Linked DNA regions of Homo sapiens: region 2 is linked to region 1. The links are chromatin contacts, found by Hi-C in ENCODE. All regions are on one chromosome and are shown on one strand. Each heading gives the region's core, a stretch centred on a gene start or an enhancer-like site at or near the end of the contact. The rest is flanking DNA. Distances are from core to core; before and after follow the strand shown.

Region 1 (5,871 bases), core at 1,037-3,536:
TCTTAACAAATATTTCCTGTTCCCTCCCTTTAGTTTCTGGGAAAACTCTTTATCTCGCAGCACGAATGAAGAATATAACTACAAACATTTCAGGGTCTCTCAGGCCTTGGATCTCTGCTCTACAAGCAAACAAGAACAGCCTTTTGAGTTGGGAAATGCATGAGCAAAGAAAACAAGGTGGCCTCAATCCTGTTATCTGCCAAAACAAAATAAAGACACTGCGCCATTTGGTTTTTATATTTATGTGGTTTTCTGGAATCGTTTCTCCATTTTTACTTTTGTGTCCCATGCAGCTGTTAGAGAGCTGCTTCTATGGACTGTTGGGAGAGCACGCAACACATTTTCAAGAGTAACCCATGTTAACCCCGCACTGCTGAAGTTGGCTCCACACTCGGGGGTTATATCAACATTTCCTCCTTCAAGCAGATCTTCCACACAGGAACTCCTCCCTCCACCTGCTAAGAGGTGACCACACCACAATCCCCGGGCCAGGCTGGCAAGGCTGCAGGGGTGAGTGTGGCCAGGCCCAGGTTGCTCAGGTGCCCACCCTCCTTCCTCAGCCCTGCCGGGCATTCTCCACCAATCGGCACTTTCTGGTTTCTTCCCCACTGTGGTAAAAATAACTTCCTCTTGAAGTATCTAAATCTGTATGTGATTTTACACACTTTTTTTTTTTTTGGCACGTTGTCGGATGAATTCTGACACTAAAGCAGAATGAAATTGCAAGAGATCTGCAATCACATTTCTGTAAAGCTCTGACCAGATGAGTCAGTTCCACTGTTTTCTCAAAGACTGAGAAAATACTTTCAGGCAAGACACTGCATTCTAAGCACCACAGCAGTTCCTTCTCCCCTAAGCTTCTTAGGAACTTGGCAGTGTGGTAGATGGAGGGAGGCGGAGCAGAAGGCAGGGTGCTGTTTGTTGTGATCTGCCCATGGCTTACTGGCTGTGTTCTGAGCAGAGAGGGCGTCTCAGGGGACCCATCAACCCACATCGACGTGGCTCCCAGAACTTGGCCGCACGTGCTTGGAGGAGCTGAAGCAGGGTTCCAGCCAGCCCGCTGGGGGCCTTGAAGTAAGGCTCTGTTGCACTCCTGCTAACACCCTCAGAAAAGCGGTGGGAGGAGCAGTCATTCTCAAATACCACAGCTTCGAAGAGGATCCCTTCTGACAGTAACATACCACTGCACAAAGCAGGCTCACTGAGGGAACTGGAAAACTGTTCAGTTCTGTGGCTTTTACGGGCCATGTAGACAGAGGAAGGGGGCTAAGATGTGTAAGGGAATCAAAACCATTTCATTTCTCTTTGTGCTTACTGGCCAGCCGTGTCTCCTCTTCTGTGACTGCTCCTGTACTCTGCCCATTTATCTCGTGAGTTGGTTTATCTTTTTCTCATTGATAAACTGAACTTTTAAAGACCTGCATATTAGTTCTATTTCCTGGGGAGATGTTTGTGGTTTTTTTTTGTTTTGTTTTGTTTTGTTTTGTTTTGTTTTGCTATGGTTATGGGGTGTTACTGTTGAGCTTTCACTTTAATATAGTTTTTTTTTTCTTTGTGGTTTTTACTTTCTGTGTCTTCAAATGACTTCTGATGAGAAAGTACTGGTAAACAGACCTATTTGTCTGGACAAGATTTATGTGTGTAGCAGAGCAGGGTAGACATAATAGTCATTTTAGTATCTTCAATTATTTGAAGACTATAAAGTCCAATAGACAAGCCTATATAGCTTCCAGAAGAACAGCAAAAAATGGATGGAGGCTAGAAAGGAGTAGCTCACCACACTGTGAAGAACCCTCTTACCCACTGGAGCTGCCCACAGTGAAATGGGATGGTCAGTAGCAGGCAACCGGGAGGAGGCTGTGCAAATCCTCATCAACAACACAGCTTTCACCTATCACATAGTGAGACTCTAAACTCTGGAAACCCATGTCTTACTCTGCTTCTTCTCTCTTAGGACTTCCTGGGGACATTCTGCTTCCCCTAATTTCTAGAGCAAGTTCTGGCGGAGGTGGAGGAAACGCACTGCTGATTTTAATTTTAGAAAAAATTTAACTATGATTAAGACTCAGAAAATGACAACGATGGCCTAAAATGTTTTTGTGTATTCTACTTGCCTTGGTCACTTGACTTCTGCAATTTTTAAAATAAGTGTTTGGGTCCAAAGAAAATAGCCTTATATTTGTTTCAGTTGCTACAATTATATGACCTCTTGTCTCTTTCAGCACATGATTTGAAGAACAGCAGAGATCTTAGAACGATCTACTTCAGTGATTCTCAAGAGAAAAGAAACACTCTCCCCTGGGAGTGCACAGAAAAATTACCTCAGGGACTTTTTTTTTTTTTTTTTTTTTTTTGAGACAGAGTCTCGCTCTGTCGCCCAGGCTGGAGTACAGTGGTGCGATCTTGTCTCACTGCAAGCTCCACCTCCCGGGTTCACACCATTCTCCTGCCTCAGCCTCCCGAGTAGCTGGGGCTACAAGCGCCCACCACCATGCCCGGCTAATTTTTTGTATTTTTAGTACAGACGGGGTTTCACCGTGTTAGCCAGGACGGTCTCGATCTCCTCACCTTGTGATCCGTCCGCCTCGGCCTCCCAGGGAGCTGGGATTACAGGCGTGAACCACCGCGTACGCCGCATTCTTTTATTTTTTTATTTTTATTTATTTATTTATTTTGGGATGGAGTCTCGCTCTGTCGCCCGGGCTGGAGTGCAGTGGTGCGATCTCGGCTCACTGCAAGCTCCGCCTCCTGGGTTCATGACATTCTCCTGCCTCAGCCTCCCTAGTAGCTGGGACTACAGGCGCCCGCGACCACGCCCGGCTAATTTTTTTGTATTTTTTAGTAGAGACGGGGTTTCACCATGTTAGCCAGGATGGTCTCGATCTCCTGACCTCGTGATCCACCCACCTCGGCCTCCCAAAGTGCTGGGATTACAGGCGTGAGCTCAGGGACTTTTTTAAAAGGACTTCCAATGCCATGCCCTTTCTCCCTCTCCTGGCCACTGAGATGTATTCCCATAGGGACAGTCAAGACCCTATGGAAACACTGCTATGGATGAGGGTCCTAAGGAACGGAAACAGCTGAGAATCATGGATCTAATGAAACTCCTTCATTGTAGAGATGAAGACACTGAAGCCTTGGAGGCTCACATGACTTAACACCGACAACTGACTTATTGTCGGGTCACCCTGCACACCCAGGCCTAGTGCCCCCTCCATCCAGCCGCATGGCTCTGCCTGACGGTTCTGTTTATCCAATGGGAAGGCATTCATGTCAAACAGCCTTTGTGTTAAAGCAGGAAGCTCTGTGCTGGATGACAAGGTCAGGGTTTTTAAGGTCCCCAAACAAAATACAACTTTCTACGAAATAATGTAAAATCAGCATTTGCCTTCAACTGCTCAAGGAACTGGGTGATTGGCCATGCCAGATGGTATGGCTCTCACTTGCCGCAACACCTACTGGAGGCTAACAGAGCAAGGCAACACAGAGAGGCTGAGCTTGGGAAACAAGCAAGTGAAGACACAAGATCTGCTTCTGCGGTTCACTGCTCTTGCTCTGACTGTCAATGAGAGGGAAGTGGGAACTGAGAAAAGAAAGTGGGCGTACTACTGGACGTGGTAGTTTCGTCATGAATGGGGGAAGTTCTGGGAGCAGGCACAGTGTATGCCTGGCATTGTGATTATTTCTGAAAGGATGTATCTTATGGATCACTAGTGCAATCCTAGAACAGCTGGCTATCCCAGAGAGTAAGCGCCAGCATACTCCCTCCACACAGCTATTTTTATTTTGTGAATGCAGGAACAAAAAAAGTAGTGTGGATAAATTCAAAACAGAGGAAATCAGGCTGTGCAAAAAATGTGTCATTTAAAGACTATCTCCAGGAAGCAGAAGAGAAGAAGCAGGAAGGGGTACATATATGTAATTAGTGGGATGGATGAATTACCGGAACTTGTCAGGTGTTGAAGAGCCCTTGCCAAATACTAGTGAAGTAATTGTGTATTTCTAGGTTTGATTGCTTCTTTCAATTGGAAGTCAGGTTATCAGTGAATCTGTATACTCCCCCAGCTGTGTTCTGATATGAGTGTGTGTGTACACTCATATGTGTATGTGTGCTAAATGAAGAGGGAGTTAAAGGGAAGCAAAGAACAAGCTGAGAAAATTGGCAATTGTTGAACTTAAATGTCAGGCCTTGGGTTAGAGAAGTATCCTGTAAAACAGCAATTATTAATCCTATTGTATACATCAAAACATCAGAGGTTCAGAGAAGTTAATAAAATTATTCAAGCTGTCCCAGCTAATAAATGGTAACACAGTGCTTCACACCCGGAGCTCTGCTCCAAAACCTATATCCTTCCTACTGCCTGATGCTTCTGCCCCAAAGAAGGCCTTCCATGAATATTTGTTGAATGACTGAACAAAGGAATTCATATGTCTCAGAATATTCTCATTTTTCTTTCATCAAGATTATGAAAATTGTACTCCTTGAACTAAAAAACAGCAATGGTGTTTCCAGAAATGCAGTACAGTTAAAGGTAATAGGTTATTTAAATCATCTATTAATGAATTAACTAAGAATTGCCTAATCAAAGCCATGACTTAAGGTTATTATAGTATCTTTCACCAAACAAGTGTAAATGGGTTGGTGGATTGAGACCTAATTTTACAGTATGGTCGTGTTGCAGTTCTAGGTTAAACTCTGTTCAGTCCCTATTTCAAAAATCACATCATTCCACGGTCTCATCTCCTTCATGACTTAAAGTCATGCTTGAAACATACTGGCTAATTTAACACAAATTGCTACCTAAAGAAGACACTAACCTACAGAAATAACAGCTATTCTGCAAACTTCCAAAACAACTGGTCTAGGATTTCAGAAAATGACAAGTAACAAGAAGTTTGCATTCTAACTGTATGCACACAAATCTCTAAACTGATCTCAGCTATTCTTAATTACAGAGAGAGCTCTAAAAGTGTAATTCCAAATGCCCAAAGGTAAGAAGTGGACAGTTATCTCTGTGCACAGAAGGAAATGTTTGTGTTACCAGGTATGATGGCTTGTGCCTGTAGTCCCAGCTTCTCAAGAAGCTGAGGTGGGAGGATGGCTTGAGCCCAGGAGGTTGAGGCTGCAGTGAGCTCTGATGGCACCACTACACTCTAGAATGGGCAACCACCTCTAAACAAAACTATATGTACTCATATGTCATAAGTGGTTGTAATGTATTTGCTTGGAGCATCAGCTTCAAAGAGCAAGAAAGAAATAGGCTAAAGGCATCAACTGAGCTAGAGTCCTTCTTGGCATCCCTCCCCATATTCTCTAAATAGAGACCAAACAAAGCAGGATTTGGAATCCTAGTGAAGAACAGTTGCTCAGCAAATATACTGAATCAACAGCCACTTCCTGAGGGCCTGTGTGGAGCACCCAGAAGAGATGTCAGAGCAGGGATGCGAAGCACTGAATAAGCTTCCTCCCTTCAAGGTGCTTGCTCACAGATGATCACAATACAAGGTAGAATGTCAAAACTTCATAAGAGATCATGAAATAAACAAATACTTACAGGAGTTTAGAGATCCTAATTGGAATTGTACCTTCCTAAACAATCAGTACAAAGACATTAGCAGAAGTCTAAGCAGGCAGCGAGACAACAAAAATGAATCAGTGGCAGTTTTGGGGAAATTATAGACAATCAATATAAACCCTGAGACAGACCAAGAGGTATGGCGTAGCTTCAAGACTAAGCAGCTATATCTGGTTCCCTGGTAATTTTGAATGACAGTGTATTAGTCCGTTCTCATGCTGCTATAAGGACATACCTGAGAGTGGGTGATTTTTAAAGGAAAGAGGTTTAATTGACTCACAGTTCCACATGGCTG
Region 2 (5,871 bases), core at 2,155-4,654, 7.9 Mb before region 1:
TGTGGAAGTTAGTCGTTCTCCCAGTCACCTCTCTAATTTGATCATGAAGTCAAATGATATGAAGAAAGCGTTATAGAGATTGGACTAGTTCAAACAGTGAACACAGTCAATATAACTGGTGGAAATGATATTTTAGTGTAAACTCATGTGGCAAAGCTTGGCCTAAACGGAGAACATTTGTTGTTTCTATTTAGAAACATCAGACTCAACAGTCTAGACAATACATTTTGATTTATTACTCACCTTTTTACTACCTTTTTCACTTAGTTAATCAAAGTATATATTCAAAAACATTTGAGTGCCTGTATTGTGCCAGACAATATTTATGGTTACTCAGTCTTCTTATTTTCTTTCTTTCTTTTTTCTTTTTTTTTTGAGATGGGCTGGAGTGCCATAGTGATGCGATCTGGGCTCACTGCAACCTCTGCCTCCCAGGTTCAAGCGATTCTCCCGCCTCAGCCTCCGGAGTAGCTGGGATTACAGGCATGCGCCACCACACCCGGCTGATTTCTTTGTATTTTTAGTAGAGGCAGCATTTCGCCATATTGGCTAGGCTGGTCTCACTCCTGACCTCAAGTGATCCGCTCGCCTCGGCCTCCCAAAGTGTTGGGATTACAGGCATGAGCCACTGTGCCCAGCCAATCTTCTCATTTTCTAACTCATCTGTTTCTCATTCTCTTCTTCCTCCTCCTCTTCCTTTTTCTTCTTTCTTTAAAGCCTCAAGTTTTCCTCCTCAGATTTGTCTTGATTTTTAAAGTTTTCCTTTCATCTCTTGGATGTGGAATTTTCCCATAAAAATCTATTGTTCCCTTGTTTCATCCCTTTTGGAAAGGAATATCCTTCAACTGGAAAAGTGAAACATATCCACCAATTTTAAACGTTAAAAATAACTGTGCAAATATATAACTATGTTTTATCTTCAATTATTATGAAATTATTAACTCGGTCATTGATTTGTTTATTTGGCATGAGACCATGCTGTTCAGGGAATTCCTGCCCATTTCGAGAACCATCTTTCTTGCATTTCTTACTTAATGGGACTAAGCAACTTAGCTACAACTGAAATAATTTTAGCAAATATGAAATTCTACAAAAAAGCATGGCCAACAGAAAGCCTTCATTCACTGTGTTTATGTTGGTACTGATCTTCACGGCATGCTGTTAACTCAACATGAAGCTATGCTTTTTAAAACAATTCAAGTTCAAGGCCATCCCATTTATAACCAGTCATGTTCCAGGCCTATAAAGCATTTGCAATAACAATCCAAACTGGCATATAAGTTAAAGCTCACCCTAGGCAGCTTAAATTTACACGATTAGCCTGGGACTTGCTCATCCTGTAGCATCGGGAAGCCCGACCTCATGATCAAGTGCAATTCACATCTCACAATTCTAGCAATCGATGTACATGGATACACCATTATATTATTATTAAATCCAATTGCTTTGCAATTAACCCAATATGACACCCATACAAATGATTCAAATAAAGAGCCTCACATTTCACAGGGGACAATCAATACAGTGAAATCACAGCTACTGACAATGCCAGCAATTTGGCTTGTTACTTTAGTGCTACATTTTTCTCAGGTTGACACTTCTATTCCCGCTTCTGAATTACAGCTACCATAACTTTCAACTATTGGCAATGCCCACGCCTCACAAAAGCAGAATATTCAACCATGCTTGGCCATTCCTAACCTGTTAGCTGAGTCATGAAAAGTTACACCCAGCCTAAGACGTGCTAAATCATAATTTTTAAAAATTTTCTTTCTTTCCTCCCAAAATGAAATTTGGACTTCTTTTTCTCCAGGAAAAGCTCCTTAATGATGGAAAAGAAAATTATGAGACTTATCAATAGATTAAATAAGTTCTTAGGAAAAATGATTCTTGCCCCTCCCCTTGCATAAAACTCTTACAAGGAGATGCTTGAAAGCAAAACCAATCACAACAGTATCTTTCCCAATTACTATTATTGTTCTTCTGTAGCTTTATCATCTCTATTTTAATTAAGTGAAAGCACTTTACAGTTATAGCCTGATCAAAAGCAACCTTTTAAAAACATTACAACCTTCATTTTATGTCACCCTCTTTTGGCAGATTTTGCCAGTGTATGTGTTTGTCAGACAAGGTGGCTTTTAGCAGCATTTCCCTTCAGCCATTTCTACAGAGTTGGGTGCTGACATTCAATAGATATTTATTGACAGACTATTTGAGCGCTACTTTGTTAAGACCCCATAACTCCTTATTTCAAGTTGACTGAACTTGACCTTATGGAGCATTTAAGACAGGCACTGACCAAAAAATGTATCTTTTCTGTGTCTCTTTCTATATTGTTTCCAAACAGAGACTGGTTGAGTCAGATATGTTTCTATGAGGCCATTTCCATCTACTAAATGGGGGGAATAGAACATTAAGTATGCAGTAAAATGCCTCTGTTTTTTAACATACAGTGTAGACGATTGAAAATAATGACTTACTTAATACGCTAATAGAGTCTCCGTGAATCATACTGTATACATAACGGTGATGAAAATGTTCAGGTTTGAAATTTCTCCCTTGCCAGAGAGGAAACCATGGGGGTGAGTCATGGTTTTAGTGATGACTGGCCTGGGGAAGTGAAATTGGAAAGCCACAGGTTAAAAAAGGAGTGAGGAGTGATTCCTTAACAGGAGTGCCATAGTCATAAACTCCAAGAAGGCAAGAGACAGTTCCTTATGCTGCTCACACCTAGGCAGGAACCTGCAGAAGAAGAGCTCCTGGCGGTTCACCTGCAGGAGAGAAATCCTGAAAGCCCAGGAAACCAAACAACATTTAAAGTCACCTATGGATTGGGAAAAGAAACAGGACTTCTTGCTGGGGGAAGAGCGATAAATGACTGCCTGTAAAGGGGAACACAACTGAATGCAGTCACTCAAGTGAACGAAATTCATTTAAGAGCAATTGGATTAGAGATGGAGATTTACATGGATGACTTTAAAGAAGAGAAGTGTGCAAGAGACAGGAAAGATGCACATCAGTCATTTGCTACAAAACTGTAAACAGCATTGTTAAGTGGGAAAATGGGCCACTAAATTGTAATTAAACTATGACGATAATGTTGTAAAATGTGTGCTATGGGCAAAGACTGATTGGGATTACATAGAAATTAACCTAGTTACTGTGCTCTTGGTAAAGTATTGATGTTATTTGTTTTCCATTGTTAAATTTTGTGGTGTGAACATGAGGGTGGGGGTGGGGAGAGACTATATATAGAGAGTTTAGTGTTAAGACCATGGCACGAGGAACCAGGAAGCCGTCTTTAAGTTTCACACGGCCACGCCAGCTGCGATTGTAACCTCTCTTGAGTCTCAGTGTCCATATATAGAAAGTGAGAATAAGAACACCTGCCCTGCACTAATGGGGTAGTGAAAGCACTTTGTAAATTTGAAAGTATTGTAGGAGATTTTTTTAAGGAATGAAGGTCTGGGTGCTATCTAGATGAGAGACTTAGGAAGTCCAGACCTCAAAAAGTTACACTGACTCTCTTTTCTTAGCAGTCACTGCGGAAGCTGGAGAACATGTGTTATCTCATTTAATTTTACAGTAAAACAAATTACAAACACTTATTGGGCATCTACTAATTGTTTCACTAACCAGGTTTTCCAATACCATTTATAGAACAATCTTCTTGTCCTCCATTGATCTGAAATGCTCCTTTTATCACACACCTGAGTTTATATTTGAACTGCTGTTTTACTGCTCACCGTTCTGTTTTAATTGTTGTAGATTGGTGACTTTTTTAATCTGGTAGGGTAACTTTTTATAGCTGTTGTTTTTTAAAAATAGGATCCAGGGCAGAGAGGGAGCTATTAAGGAAGATAACCAAGCTTGGACTCAAGGGAGTAACTAACCAGCCCAAAGGCACGTTGCAGTGTAGCAGATTCTTAGAAGACATTCTGGAATCAGAGGAAGCTTACTTCAAATCCTGGTGTATGATTTATCATCCACATGACCCAACGTATATCACTTAATTTCTTTAATCTCTTTCCTCATCTGCAAATTGAAGACAATATCAGCTACCTTGAAGTGTCCTGATGTGGATTAAAGTACAAAATGGATGTCAGTTTCTCTAGGACCATGCCTGGCACCCAGCTGTCACATCCTTCCCTTCCTTTGAAAGCGTTCCTACTGGTAGGGACATGGCTTCCCTTTCTTAGGTTTTCTTACATCTGCAAAAAAGGAAGAAGAACAAAGAATGCTCACAGCATTCTGCAGGCTTGTTTCACTGAACGGAGATAGATACATGGTAACTGTCTAGGGGATTTCAGCTGTGCATGTGTATTCTCTCCTCCCTGAACATGGCAGAGCAGAAGATACTGCATGCCATAGAATTCATGAAGGGCTCTGTCATTATCCAGCCATGAACATGGGATGTCAAACCAGGTAGGAGTGCTTGGCGGTACATTCCCCTTGAGGGGAAGTGAAAGGGGAAATTGCCCTGGGCCGTGAGAACTGGCTAGGGAACAGGTGCAGAGTGATGGGGCCTCTCTTCTCTGCCAAGTTTGGACTTTAAGTGATTTTGGGGGCAGAACTCACATTGATGACCTCCCTTTTTGTAGTTTCTTAGAGATTATTGAGTAATATTTAAAAATATTTGATGATTAGAGTGAAGACACGTCACATTGGGCCCCAGAGCAATCTTCCACCTCCAGGAGTGGCCAGGATGACTTTGGAGGGACACCTCTGTCATCTTTTCTCCCTAAGTGATGGATGGATAGAGTCTGATCATAATTAATTTTAATAGAGACCTGATGTGCTGTGAGAGAATCTTGGCCATTCAAATGAAATAGAACTGATAGCCAGCCACGAAAAAAATAATCTCAGTTCTATCTCACCATTGGCTTTAGAACATATTAAGTCTAGTTAAGAAGTATTTATGGAGGGCTTCTGTGCCTGGTGCTATAGAAAGGGATACAAAAAAAGGACCTTGTCTGACATTCTCTGTCTGAATTGGACAGACAAGAAATATAATAAAATAATAATGTACTATCTGTGAGGCCCTGACATATGGTATACACTGAGTTATATGCTCAGTGTGCATTAGCTCTAATTCATTAATTCTTTCCACAAATGTTTCTGGAGTGCCTAGTATGTGCCAGGGATTCTAGTTGCTGGGAGAACCATAGGGCAGAAGGCAGAGCAAGTCCCTGCCTTTGGGAAACATTCTAGTACTTATAAGCAAATGAGTATGCACGATCATTTCAGGGAATGATCAATGCTATAAAGAGCCAGGGGCAGTGGCTCATGCCTGTAATCCCCGCACTTTGGGAGACCGAGGTGGGCGGATCACGAGGTCGGGAAATTGAGACCATCCTGGCCAACGTGGTGAAACCTGGTCTCCACTAAAAAAAAAAATAAAAATAAAAAATAAAAAAAAAATTAGCCAAGCGTGGTGGCGTGTGCCTGTAATCCCAGCTACTCGGGAGGTTGAGGCACGAGAATAGCTTGAACCTGGGAGGTGGTTCAAGTGAGCCGAGATCGCACCACTGCACTCCAGCCTGGTGACAGAGCGAGACTCCGTCTCAAAAGAAAAAAAAAAAAAAAAAAGAAAAAGAAAAAGACAAAAGAAAAGAAAAAGAAAAAGAAGTAGGGTACAGGGATAGAGGGGCATTGGGGCCCAGCTAGGGGATATTTTAGACAGGCCTCTCTGACGGGGTGGGCTGGAAGAATGAAGTGAACCCCAGAGGCCGAGGGTCCAGGCAGAGAGAACAGCAAGTATAGAGGCGCTGTGGGGATTCCTGAGACCAGGGCGGCTGGAATGGGGTGAGGCAGGAGGAGGGGCAGGAGAAGAAACAGGACAGACAGTAAGTGACTCTGCTGTGTCAGGTC

What was found. A loop is a pair of places that touch in the nucleus more often than their neighbours do. Pooled maps may share reads with other maps.
Region 2: a loop to region 1 is called in a map with no recorded cell type, with 16 times the contacts of the local background. The contact joins two enhancer-like sites. A Hi-C loop is called at or near these places in 5 of 37 single-sample maps with no recorded cell type and 2 of 50 pooled maps.

Annotation. Positions count from the first base shown.
Region 1 is chr6:148,756,331-148,762,201 of GRCh38, reverse strand. The region is part of intron 1 of UST (uronyl 2-sulfotransferase); the gene reads right to left. LOC107986659 (a long non-coding RNA gene) reads left to right here. Exons shown (of 2, transcript XR_001744408.2): 1 at 1-1,370; 2 at 2,223-4,298. Among named protein-coding and RNA genes, the nearest start is that of UST, 12 kb to the right of the region's middle. RefSeq lists enhancers at 341-480, 734-1,484. Within about 2 kb of position 2,286, at least 10 of the 41 ENCODE cell types and tissues checked have a DNase peak (open chromatin) inside an H3K27ac peak, as active enhancers do.
Region 2 is chr6:156,695,949-156,701,819 of GRCh38, reverse strand. No RefSeq gene overlaps it. Among named protein-coding and RNA genes, the nearest start is that of ARID1B, 78 kb to the left of the region's middle. RefSeq lists enhancers at 2,729-2,968, 4,709-4,758. Within about 2 kb of position 3,404, at least 6 of the 41 ENCODE cell types and tissues checked have a DNase peak (open chromatin) inside an H3K27ac peak, as active enhancers do.